2 separate regions of the Homo sapiens genome follow, and region 1 is linked to region 2. A link is a contact called in ENCODE Hi-C data. All regions are on one chromosome and are shown on one strand. The core of a region is the stretch at or near the end of the contact, and the rest is flanking DNA. Distances in the headings are between cores, read along the strand shown.

What was found. A loop is a pair of places that touch in the nucleus more often than their neighbours do. Pooled maps may share reads with other maps.
Region 1: a map with no recorded cell type shows a loop between it and region 2 (20-fold over the local background). The contact joins the promoter of SH3GL1 here to the promoter of TMEM259 in region 2. A Hi-C loop is called at or near these places in 1 of 168 maps with a recorded cell type or tissue (posterior vena cava), 1 of 37 single-sample maps with no recorded cell type and 2 of 50 pooled maps.

The regions. Positions count from the first base shown.
Region 1 is chr19:4,398,212-4,403,175 of GRCh38, forward strand. SH3GL1 (SH3 domain containing GRB2 like 1, endophilin A2) reads right to left here and starts at 2,336. Exons shown (of 10, transcript NM_003025.4): 1 at 2,113-2,336. The coding sequence starts at 2,157. CHAF1A (chromatin assembly factor 1 subunit A) reads left to right here and starts at 4,429. Exons shown (of 15, transcript NM_005483.3): 1 at 4,429-4,603. The coding sequence starts at 4,552. RefSeq lists enhancers at 1,697-2,526, 4,189-4,886, 4,887-4,964 and silencers at 1,815-1,864, 1,925-2,434, 4,397-4,676.
Region 2 is chr19:1,016,860-1,022,372 of GRCh38, forward strand. TMEM259 (transmembrane protein 259) reads right to left here and starts at 4,264. Exons shown (of 11, transcript NM_001033026.2): 1 at 3,913-4,264. The coding sequence starts at 4,137. RNU6-2 (RNA, U6 small nuclear 2) reads left to right here and starts at 4,663; the gene lies at 4,663-4,769. RefSeq lists silencers at 1,548-1,767, 4,026-4,085, 4,116-4,185, 4,346-4,455 and an enhancer at 2,151-2,750.

The DNA of each region.
Region 1 (4,964 bases), core at 1,086-3,585, 3.4 Mb after region 2:
TTGCTCCCACTGGGCATCTCCGAACTGTGGGCAGAGAACCCTGTTTGCCACCTTGGCCCAAGCATTTGCTAAGATCATTGCTCATTCCTCGGTGGACTCTATCTACACAAATTCCACACAACCTCACCCTGCAGTACACGGACCAATAGGATTCAACAATCTGAGGCTTCTTGTCTTTTTTTTTTTTTCAAGACGGAGTCTCGCTCTGTCACCCAGGCTGGAGTGCAGTGGTGCAATCTCGGCTCACTGCAACCTCTGCCTGCCGGATTCAAGAGATTCTCCTGTCTCACCCTCCTTAGTAGCTGGGGTTACAGGCAAAAATACAAAATTTTTGTATTGTTAGTAGAGATGGGGTTTTGCCATGTTGCCCAGGCTGCTCTCAAACTCCTGGCTTCAAGTGATCCGCCCGCCTCGGCCTCCCAAACTGCTGGGATTCCAGGCATGAGCCACCGCGCCCGGCCAAATTTGAGGCTTCTTGCATTCGAAATTGCAAAGTGAAAATTTTAAATGTGCCCAGTTTTCTGGAGAGTGGATCCACAGCTTTCACCAGATTCATGAGCAGTGGGCCCTGGAGTTTCCAAAAAAAACCCTTTATCTGTCCATATCAAATGCACTTAGGCTGGGATGCAGCATTCTACTTCTGGGAATTCATCCTATAAAACTAATCCCACTGGTGAGCAAAGATATTCACTGGCTATTTATTGTAGTAATGGTAACAGAAAATTCCGGTAAACAATAGAGATATCTATCAACTGACAACTGGTTAAATAAATTATGGTATATGTCATGGAATGAAATACAATGTACCCATTAAAAAGAGCCAAGTAGGCCAGGCAGGTGGCTTACGTCGATAATCCCAGCATGTTGGGAAGCCGAAGCAGGCGGATTACTTGAGGCCAGGAGTTCGAGACCACCCTGGGGCACATGGAGAAACCCTGTCTCTGCTAAAATTACAAAAAGTAGCCGGGCGTGGTGGCGCATGCCTGTAGTCCCAGCTACTGGGGAGGCTGAGGCAGGAGAATTGCTTGAACACAGGAGGCGGAGCTTGCAGTGAGCCGAGATTGCACCACTGCCCTCCAGCTGGGGCGACAGAGCATGACTCCCTCTCAAAAAAAAAAAAAAAAAAAAAAATCCAAGAAGTGTGGAGTATGGTCTAGAGCAGTAGTCCTGGGGGACAGGAAAGGAAGGGAGGAAGGAAAGAAGAGAAGGGAGGGAGGGAGAGAGGCAAGGAGGGAGGGAGGAAGGAAGGAAAGAAGGAAGGAAGGAACGAAGGGAGGGAAGGAGGACTGATTCTAAGGGGACACACGGTGATGTCTCAAGATATTTTTGGTTGTCACGACTTGGGGGTGCTCCTGGCCCGGAGTGGGTGGAGGCCAGGGGCGCTGCTCAGCACCCCGCAGTGCCCAGGACGGCCCCACCACGGAGAACAATCCAGCCCCAGATGTCAACAGTGCCGACGGAGGGGGAGAAATCCCGCTCCAGTGTGATCTCCAAGCAATGAAAAACACAGCACACAGGATTCTGTGGCATATGCTATCACAGGGTACGTGTTTTTAAAGGAAAGGCACACACGTATCTTAGGAAAGGGACATACGGAGTCGATGACAGTCGCTTGTCTCTGGGGAGAAGGGCTGGCTGCCCGAGGAGCAGAGAGGGGAAACTGACTTCTTCCTCTACCTTTTCAACTTTGTACCTTGCCCATCCAGAGGATTTTGAACGTAACTGCTCTAGACGCAACTTTTCCCTGGCTCTGGGTTATCTGGCAAGAGTCCTGTGTCGACAGCCTCGGGACTCCTCTCTTCCCCTTCTCTCCCCGCACCCCGCCTTTGCAGCGGAGAGAAGGAGGGGAGAGGTCCGCGTCCCTGGGCAGCCCAGGGTGCCTCTCCCCTCCTCCCAGGGGCTCTGTCCCCGCTTCTGGAGCCCGCATGGCGGGCAGGGCCTGGGCCACCTCGTCGCCCCCGTCCGTCCCTTGGTCTTCCCACCTGGCAGGGGACACGCGCCAACGTCCCCACCTCGGTCCCCCCGGCCCCCTCCCGGGCCAGGTCGGGCCTGGCTCCCTCATCCGGGCAGCCCGGGGCCCGGTACTCGGCTCCCGCCTGGGCCTGCGCTCACCTGGCTCGCCTTGTAGAACTGCTTCTTCAGCCCCGCCACCGACATGCTGCCGCCCGCCGCCGAGCCTCCCGCCCGGACCGCGCCAGCGACAGGCTCCCGGGCGCCGCCGACCCTCTGCGCGCCTCAGCAGTCCCCGTCGGCGCCGCCTCCGCCACCCGCTTGCCAGCTCCGCGCCCGCCCCGGCGCCGCCTCAGCCGCTCGCGCGCCCGCGCGGCCAGGATATTACATGGCAACCGCACGCTTCCGGTGCCGGCCCCCGCGCGCGCCCCCGGCCCCCGCGCGCGCCCCCGGCCCCGTCTGCGCACGCGCGCCCTCTGCCGGCTGAAGAGCGCACGTGCACATTGTCTACCGCGGGAGAGGCCGCCTCTGTCAGTGAGTTGAGCGGGGCGAGCCTAGAGGGGCCGTAGCAGTTGCAGCGCCCCCTGGAGTCGTGGAGGTGACCCTAACGTCTTGGAAAACGCGCTTAGTTTAAACCTGGCCAGGGAGGTTGGGAAGTAGAAGGGGCCCCTGCTTACGATTCTTCAGATTCCTGTTTACTCATCTTAGCTAAATCCAGTTCGTCTAAGTGTTCAGCCCCCTCCCATTTTTATTTATTTATTTATTTTTTTTTTGAGACGGAGTCTTGCTTTGTCTCCCAGGCTGGAGTGCAGTGGCGTGATCTCGGCTCACTGCAACCTCCGCCTCCCGGGTTCAAGCGATTCTCCTGCCTCAGCCTCCCAAGTAGCTGAGATTACAGGCGCGCACCACCATGCTAGGCTAATTTTTGTATTTTTAGTAGAGACAGTGTTTCGCCATGTTGGCCAGGCTGGTCTCGAACTCCTGACCTCAGGTGATCCAACCCCCAACCCCCCCACCAAATCCAGCCTCCCAAAGTACTGGTCTCACAGGTATGAGCCACCGTGCCCGGCCACCTCTCTTCCTCTCTCTCTCTGTCCTGTGTTCATCCATTCAGTTGCCCACGTGACACATCTAGACATCTAGGTCTGTCTTCATGCCTTGACCATACTTTCCACCAGTCCTCCCCTCCAATTCTTCCTTGTCATGGCAGCCAGAAAGATGCTTCTAGAATGCAATTCAGGGCCAGGGGCGGTGGCTCACGCCTGTAATCCCAGCACTTTGGGAGGCCTAGGTGGGCGGATCACGAGGTCAGGAGATTGAGACCATCCTGGCTAACACGGTGAAACCCTGTCTCTACTAAAAAATAGAAAAAATTAGCCGGACGTGGTGGCGGGCGCCTGTGGTCCCAGCTACTAGGGACTCCGTCTCAAGAAAAAAGAAAGAAAGAAAGGAAGGAAGGAAGGAAGGAAGGAAGGAAGGAAGGAAGAAAGAAAGAAAGAAAACCTGTTTCTACACTCACAGGCTGACACTGAAGTTCTCTGTTTTGTGTGAGGCTTTTAATCTGCTTGATCTACACAGTTCAATCAAATATTTATACATTCACTCAAACATTTATTGACCTGGTAAATATGATCAGTTACTAACAGGTCCTGGGGTTCCAGTGAGGAATGAGTCCTACCCTCGCCAGAACTAATGACAAAAGGCAGAAATTAATTCATTAGTCAAATAACAAACTAATAAATAGACACAGCTGTAATTGCTTTAAGGAAAAGAACAGTGTTGTAGGCACTTGATATTGTCAGGGTTGGGGAAGAAAAGGCTTCCTGGGGTGACGATCTAAGATCTGAAAAGTATAAATTAGCCAGGAAAAGAGCTGCGAAAAGATTGTTCTAGGCAGAGAAAACAGCATGTGCCAATTTCCTGAGGATTAAACCAGAAACGATCCATTTCGTCCATTTCGTTCACTCATTCTACATGTTATTTACTGAATGTCAAATACTTCCGAAGCGCTCCCCAGACTTCGTTTTATTGTTCTTGTAGAAAGCAATTTATAATTTTAATTGCTGTTGCTATATTTAGCCGATGTCCCATTAGGATAAACTCAAAACTCCAGGTTCCTCATCTAAATCCCACTTTCAAGTTGTCATCTGCGCCTTGCGTAAAATGTTCTGGTGACGTAAGAGCCTGGGCCTCCCTCCTCTTAGGGACTATCCCACGCGATCAGCCAGTCGCAGCGCAGAGCAATGAGCTTGACACCTCCTTCCTCCAATCGCAGGGCAGCTCCTCCCAGCCAATGACAGGCCTCCGAGGGGAAGCCCAGTCCCTCGCGGATATGTCAATGGGCGAGCCCTGGGAGGAATGGAAGTCACGGATCTCGCGAGGATGCCCCCGGCGCCCCTCAATTCCCGAGGCGGGCCGTCACGTGACCCGGGCTCGCCCAATTGGCGCGCGGACTGCGGGGGTCGCCGCGGTTCCCGCCAAATACGAGCGCGGCGGCCGCGGCGGCAGCAGCGGCGCGGGCGGGAGGGCGAAGAGCAGCGGCCGCCTGAGGGGAGCCCGCGCCTCCGCCGCCTGAGAGGAGGTCGAGCTGCCGCCGGGGCGATGCTGGAGGAGCTGGAGTGCGGGGCGCCCGGCGCCAGGGGAGCCGCCACAGGTCGGTTCGGGCCCGCGCCGAGGGGAAGGGGGGGCGCGGCGCGCGGCCTGGACGGGCCGAGGCGGCGATGGGAGGCGGACGGGCCTCCGGGCGCCAAGCCTGGTCCTGCGGGCCGGGCGTTCACCCCCTGGGGCCTTCTCATCCCCAGCGAGGGCCTGGCGTCCCCAAGGGCACCCTTGTTGACGTTATTGTTGTAGCCGCGACCATATTGTTTGTTTCCGGCGCTTTTGCGTCAGTTCGTCCCTCCAGGACTCTCTGGGGCGGTGGGTCGGAGGGGCCGAGAGGGGAAACTGAGGCCCAGGGAAGCGAAAGGGCTTGCCCTGCAGGTTACTGGATGCGTTTGTGTCCCTTGACCATGTTG
Region 2 (5,513 bases), core at 3,014-5,513:
AGACAGCGGACGTGATGAGAGGGCACCAGTGTTTTCACACAATGTGCACACACTCCAGTCAAAGACTTCAAGTCCACCAGACGCTATGACTCAGACGTCACTGTGTCTCTGCCCCATCAGGTGCTCCGTGCTGACCGAGCTCAGGGCCCCTCTTCCCTGACTGAGCATGACCAGAAAAATGCCCCACTGGACAAGGCCCGTTGCCGCCAAAGCCTCAGCTCCCCTTCAGTCTCCCACCACAAAACAAGGAGCAGGCACCACCCAGCCAGACGCAGGCTCATCCCGAGTCCCGGGTCCTCCTCCCCAAGACCTGTCTGTCATCAGCCACCCTGCAGCAGCCACCTCACCAGGCCCGGCCCTGAGCCACACGCCCAGGCAGCCTCGTCCACGCCCACAGTAACCCTCCCCAGGGAGCTCACCTGCAAATGCTCCCATGGGCCCCTGGCCACCCTCTGCCCGCAACCTGGCTCAGCCACTCGCATGCCCTGGGTGGTCCAGTCCCCTACACTCCATGACCCTGTCCCTGACCCAGGCTCCCCAGCAGGCACCCACATGCTCCAGCCCCACGGCCTTCCCACACGCTCTCCAGCTGCCTGGACACCCCACCCCATCCCACTGGCTGTGGCTCACCTCCAGGAGGCCCTGCCCACCCAGCACAGGAGTCACCCCACCCCTATGACCCTTCCTTCCTCCGGGTCAGCCCACACACGGCTGCACCCACAGGAGCACCTCCCCCAGCCTGGGGCCGTGCTCACCGCCTCCTCCAGGAAGCTTCCTGGATGTTCTGGCCGAGGCTCTCAGGGCACCCCAACACTCGGCCACTGGGTGGGCCTTTCCTTTCCTGTCTCCCCACAGACCTGGAGTGCCAGGAGCAGCCTGCCCGCTCTCTGGGTATTTGACTGACCCACAGACCGACGGACACACAAGCCCGCGGAGCCACACTCTCCTCCCAGGTGGGACACAGAGCCCTCAGCCCCAGCCAGGAAACACTACCTGGGGCTCCCCTTTGTCCACCCGGGGTGCTTCCTGCCTCCAGGCCACCGGGGCCTCTCCTTCCACTGCAGCCTCACAGTGGCCTCAATGTGACAGGTCCCCCATTCAGAGCAGGGCCCCTGGGGTCTCACATACCCCGTCTTTAATCGTCACGACCCCACAAGAGGAGCCCCATTACTCCCTGTGGCTAGGCGCGGGCCCCTGCCCATGTCCAGGGGTGCTGAGTCGAGACCCCTTCACCCTGTGGGCATCCACTTGGTGGTCACCTGGGTCCAGAGCCCAACCGCACAGGTGCAGGCACCCAGTGCCCCAAGATGGACAGTCTCTGCCACACTGGGCTCAGGGCCATGAAGGCCAGCAGAGGTGGATACTGAGGCTGGATGGAGGTCTCCCGAGGGCCCCTGGAACACAGGCCCCTGCCGCCTCCTCTCTCCCCAGCACCTGGCACTGCCTGGCATTTCCTAAAGCCACCCAGGCATGGATGAGGGACCGGGGGGCTCCATGCTGGCTCAGAGCTGGGAGATCCTGGCATTTCCTAAAGCCACCCAGGCATGGGTGAGAGCTGGGGGACTCCATGCCAGCTCAGGGCTGGGAGCTCAGCTGCACAGATGCCACAGGATGAAGCCACCTTGAAGGGATCATACCAGGGAGGACCTGGCTCTCTGCAGGGAGACCCCCGGAAGCCAGGCAGGCAGGAAGCAGAGGAGCCTTCTGGAACTCAAGGCAGCCTCTGAAATCAGGCAGTTCCAGCCTGCACTTTGCAGATAAGTAAAAGTGAAGGCAGCAGGGTCAGATTCTGTGCCACCAGATTACCGGGTGGAAAATTCACAAAGAACAGATTTCCCCACCCAGGCCAGGCATGGTGGCTCACGCCTGTAATCCCAGCCTTTTGGGAGGCCGAGGCGGGCAGATCACCTGAAATCAGCAGTTTGAGACCAGCCTAGCCAACATGGCAAAACCCAGTCTCTACTAAAAAGACAAAAAAATTAGCCGGTTGTGATGGTGGGCACCGGTAATCCTAGCTACTCCGCAGGCTGAGGCAGAAGAATTGCTTGAACCCAGGAGGTGGAGTTTGCAGTGAGCCGAGATCAAACCACTGCACTCCAGCCTGGGTGACAGAGCAAGACTCCATCTCAAAAAAAAAAAAAAAAAAATTCACCACCCAGAGATCTCACAGTCCAAAGCCCTCTGCTGAGAGAGGAGGGATTGGGGTTACTGAGAACCTCCCAAGAGTCTCCACCCTACACAGAAGACGGGGAACTCCAGCTCTGGCCCAGCCCCATCTGACCACCTGTGAGTGGTATTGGCCTGGAGATGGAGCCGGGTAGGCTTGATCCCTTTCCAAACCGGGACATGGTGGGACCAGGGCCCAGGCGACAGGGATGCACCTCCCAAGGAGGCTGAGCTCCGTCGGGGGAACCTGGCCTGGCACCCAGCACACACCCTCCACAAGCCTAAGGACACAGTGGCTCCATCCTGTTCCCAGGCTACTCCATGGAAGGAAAACCCACGTCCACAGACCAGCCTCCGTCCACAGTTTCAGGCCCCGTCTGTGGACCCCAGAGCCGGGAAAGGCCGCCTGCCTGCGTAACCCTTCACAGCCCTGCTCAGGTGCCTACTGAGGCGACCATGCCACTCTGGGGGGCTGCAGGGAGGAAGGTGGGAAGGATGATGGGCTGAGCTCTGGCCTGGGGAGGCACGGATCTGGAGGCTGGGGGGCCTTCCGTGAAGTGGCAGCAGGCTGGGACCCACACCCAGGTCCGCAGGACGGCCAAGGTCCAGCTCCACTTGCCGAGCCCAAAAAAGCAGCCAGCTCCTGACCAACCTGTGTCAGGCTGGGAACTTGCCCACGATCGCAGCCTGGCCCGCCAGCATCGGACCCCTCTTTGCAGGCTAGATCCAAAAAGCTCACGGCGCAACTTCAGCAGCCCCCAAGCCCCGGCGCGGCGGTGTTCTGATGCAGAACGAAAACGGCCACGTCCCCATTTCGCCAGGTGGCCCAGGACCCCGGCCAGCTTGTTTTCTGAGGGGCTGCAGCTGCTACTGAGCCCCTCTTGTCACCCAAGCAAGACTCCTTCTCAGAGGGAGTCAGGCCGATGCCTGTCCTGCACGGCTGAGACCTCTGCCATCTGAGGAGGGCGGGAGGGGGACAGAGCCCAAGACGCGGAGGCCGGTGCCTCATAGGGGAGGCACGGGCGACAGACCCACAACCTGAGCTCCTGAAGCAGGAAGGGAGTGGGGACCCAGCGGAGGAAGAGGCCGGGGATGGGGTGGTACGCTGCTGCCGGTGACTTTGCCGCTAACCCTAGCGAGGTGACCTCAGCTAAGTCACATTCCCCTGAGGCTCAGGAGCGGGGAACGCAGCTGAAAGGCTACAAGGAGGGAGAGAGGGGAGTGGGGAGTCGACTTCCAGGACAGGGGTTGGTCCGAGGGAGACCTGCGTCAGGCTGGGTTCTGGGCCAGCACATTGGGAGGGGAGAGAGGCCTCGGAACTGAGGGTCTCAGGCGGCACAGTCAGGGGTCAAAGGGCGGGAGGTGCTACCTCGCAGGCCAGGACCGGACTCCAAGCCTGGGTAGGTGGGGACCTGGGAAAGGCGGTCGCCGGGGACAGGATGGGCCCTGGAGGGAGCTGACAGTGAGGTTTCCAGAGTAGAGAACAGCGGCTTCTAGTGCAGCGGGATCCGGCCTTCCCGGGTGGACGTCCCCGGGCGGGATGGGGTCACGAGACGGTGTCCCTGGCCAATCCCAGGGTCAGAGGTCGCGAGGGAGAGCCCTAATCGGTAGGGCCGGGTATAGGCCTCAGGGTGCAGGGTGGCGCTCGCTGTCCCCAGCGGGGCCAGGGGTCGCGGTCGGAGGTAGCAGACTTGGGGGTCGGGACAGCCGCTGGGGTCAAGGGTCGGGGGTCGGGGCCGCGGTCACCTTGAGCAGCACGAAGAACTCGAAGAGACGGCGGAAGGCGGGCGGGAAGAGCCGCGAATAGGTGACAGCCATCTTGAAGAACAGCGCGTGGAAGAGCCGGTCGCGCACGTTGATGAGGGGGTTGGGGTTGAGATTGGGGGTGCGAGGCCCGCGCGCGGGGGCCGGGCCGCCGCCGCCGCCGTTGGGCCCGGGCCCCGGAGCTGCGGGCTCCACGTGCTCCGACATGCCTCCCAGCGTCGCGCCCTAACGACCCGCAAGTGTCCGAGGGCGCCTCCCGGCCGCCATCGGCCGCCCTCGCAGCCGCCGCTCTCCTCACGGCCTCCCGGCCGCCGCCGCCATCTTCCGCTTTCTCGTCCGGCTGCGGCGCTGCTGACGCTAGCGAGTCGCCACGCCGGGCAAGAGCGGCCCCCCTGCGCCCGCAGAGAACGCTGGGATGCCAGCGGCGCCCGCGGAGGCCTCACCCCCTACCTCGGCCGCTCCAGGGGGCGGGCCTGCATCTGGGCCACCTCTTTTGCATATTGGCACCCACAATCCACCGCGGCTATGAGGCCAGTATAAGGCGGTAAAATTACGATAAGATATGGGATTTTACGTGATCGAAGACATCAAAGTAAGCGTAAGCACGAAAGTTGTTCTGCAACATACCACTGTAGGAAATTATGCTAAATATGAAACCGACCATAAGTTATCCTAACCAAAAGATGATTTGATTGAAGGGCTTAAAATAGGTGTGACAGTAACCCTTGAGTCGTGCTCGCTTCGGCAGCACATATACTAAAATTGGAACGATACAGAGAAGATTAGCATGGCCCCTGCGCAAGGATGACACGCAAATTCGTGAAGCGTTCCATATTTTTGCTGTAGTCTACAGCTCGTCACCTCGTTTGGCTTCTCTTGCCCGGATCCTGCCATGACGTCACAGGGCCAGTAACGTCATAGTCTTCCCGTGTCCATCTCCTGTGGCGCCACTAAGGTTGGCGGTAGAACAATCTGGCAGTCTCTACTCCTGCGTGGCGCTGTGCCACCTGCCCCCGTAGCTTCGCGCAGCAATGAATAAATAAGTGCTCTTCAGGGGCACTTACTGAGTGCCGGCTGCGTACACAAGAGGATACTATGGTTTTTGGGTTTTTTGGTTGTTTGTTTGAGATGGATTCTCGCTCTGTCGCCCAGGCTGGAGCGCAGAAGCGCGATCTCGGCTCTCTGCAACCCCCGCCTCCCGGGTTCAAGCCATTCTCCTGCCTCAGCCTCCCAAGTAGCTGGGATTACAGGCATGCGCCACCACTCCAGGCTAATTTTATATTTTTAGTAGAGACGGTTTCTCCATGTTGGTCAGGCTGGTCTCGAACTCCTAACTTTAGGTGATTTGCCCGCCTAGGCCTCCCAAAGTGCTGGGATTACAGGTGTGACCCACCAAGCCCGCCAAAAAAAAGTTTTGTGTTGTTTTTTTTTTTTGAGACGCAGTCTCACTCTGTCGCCCAGGCTGGAGTGCAGTGGCGTGATCTCGGCTCACTGCAACCTCCGCCTCTTGGGTTCAAGCAATTCTCTGCCTCAGCCTCCTGAATAGCTGGGATTGCAGGCTTCCGCCACCACACCCGGCTATT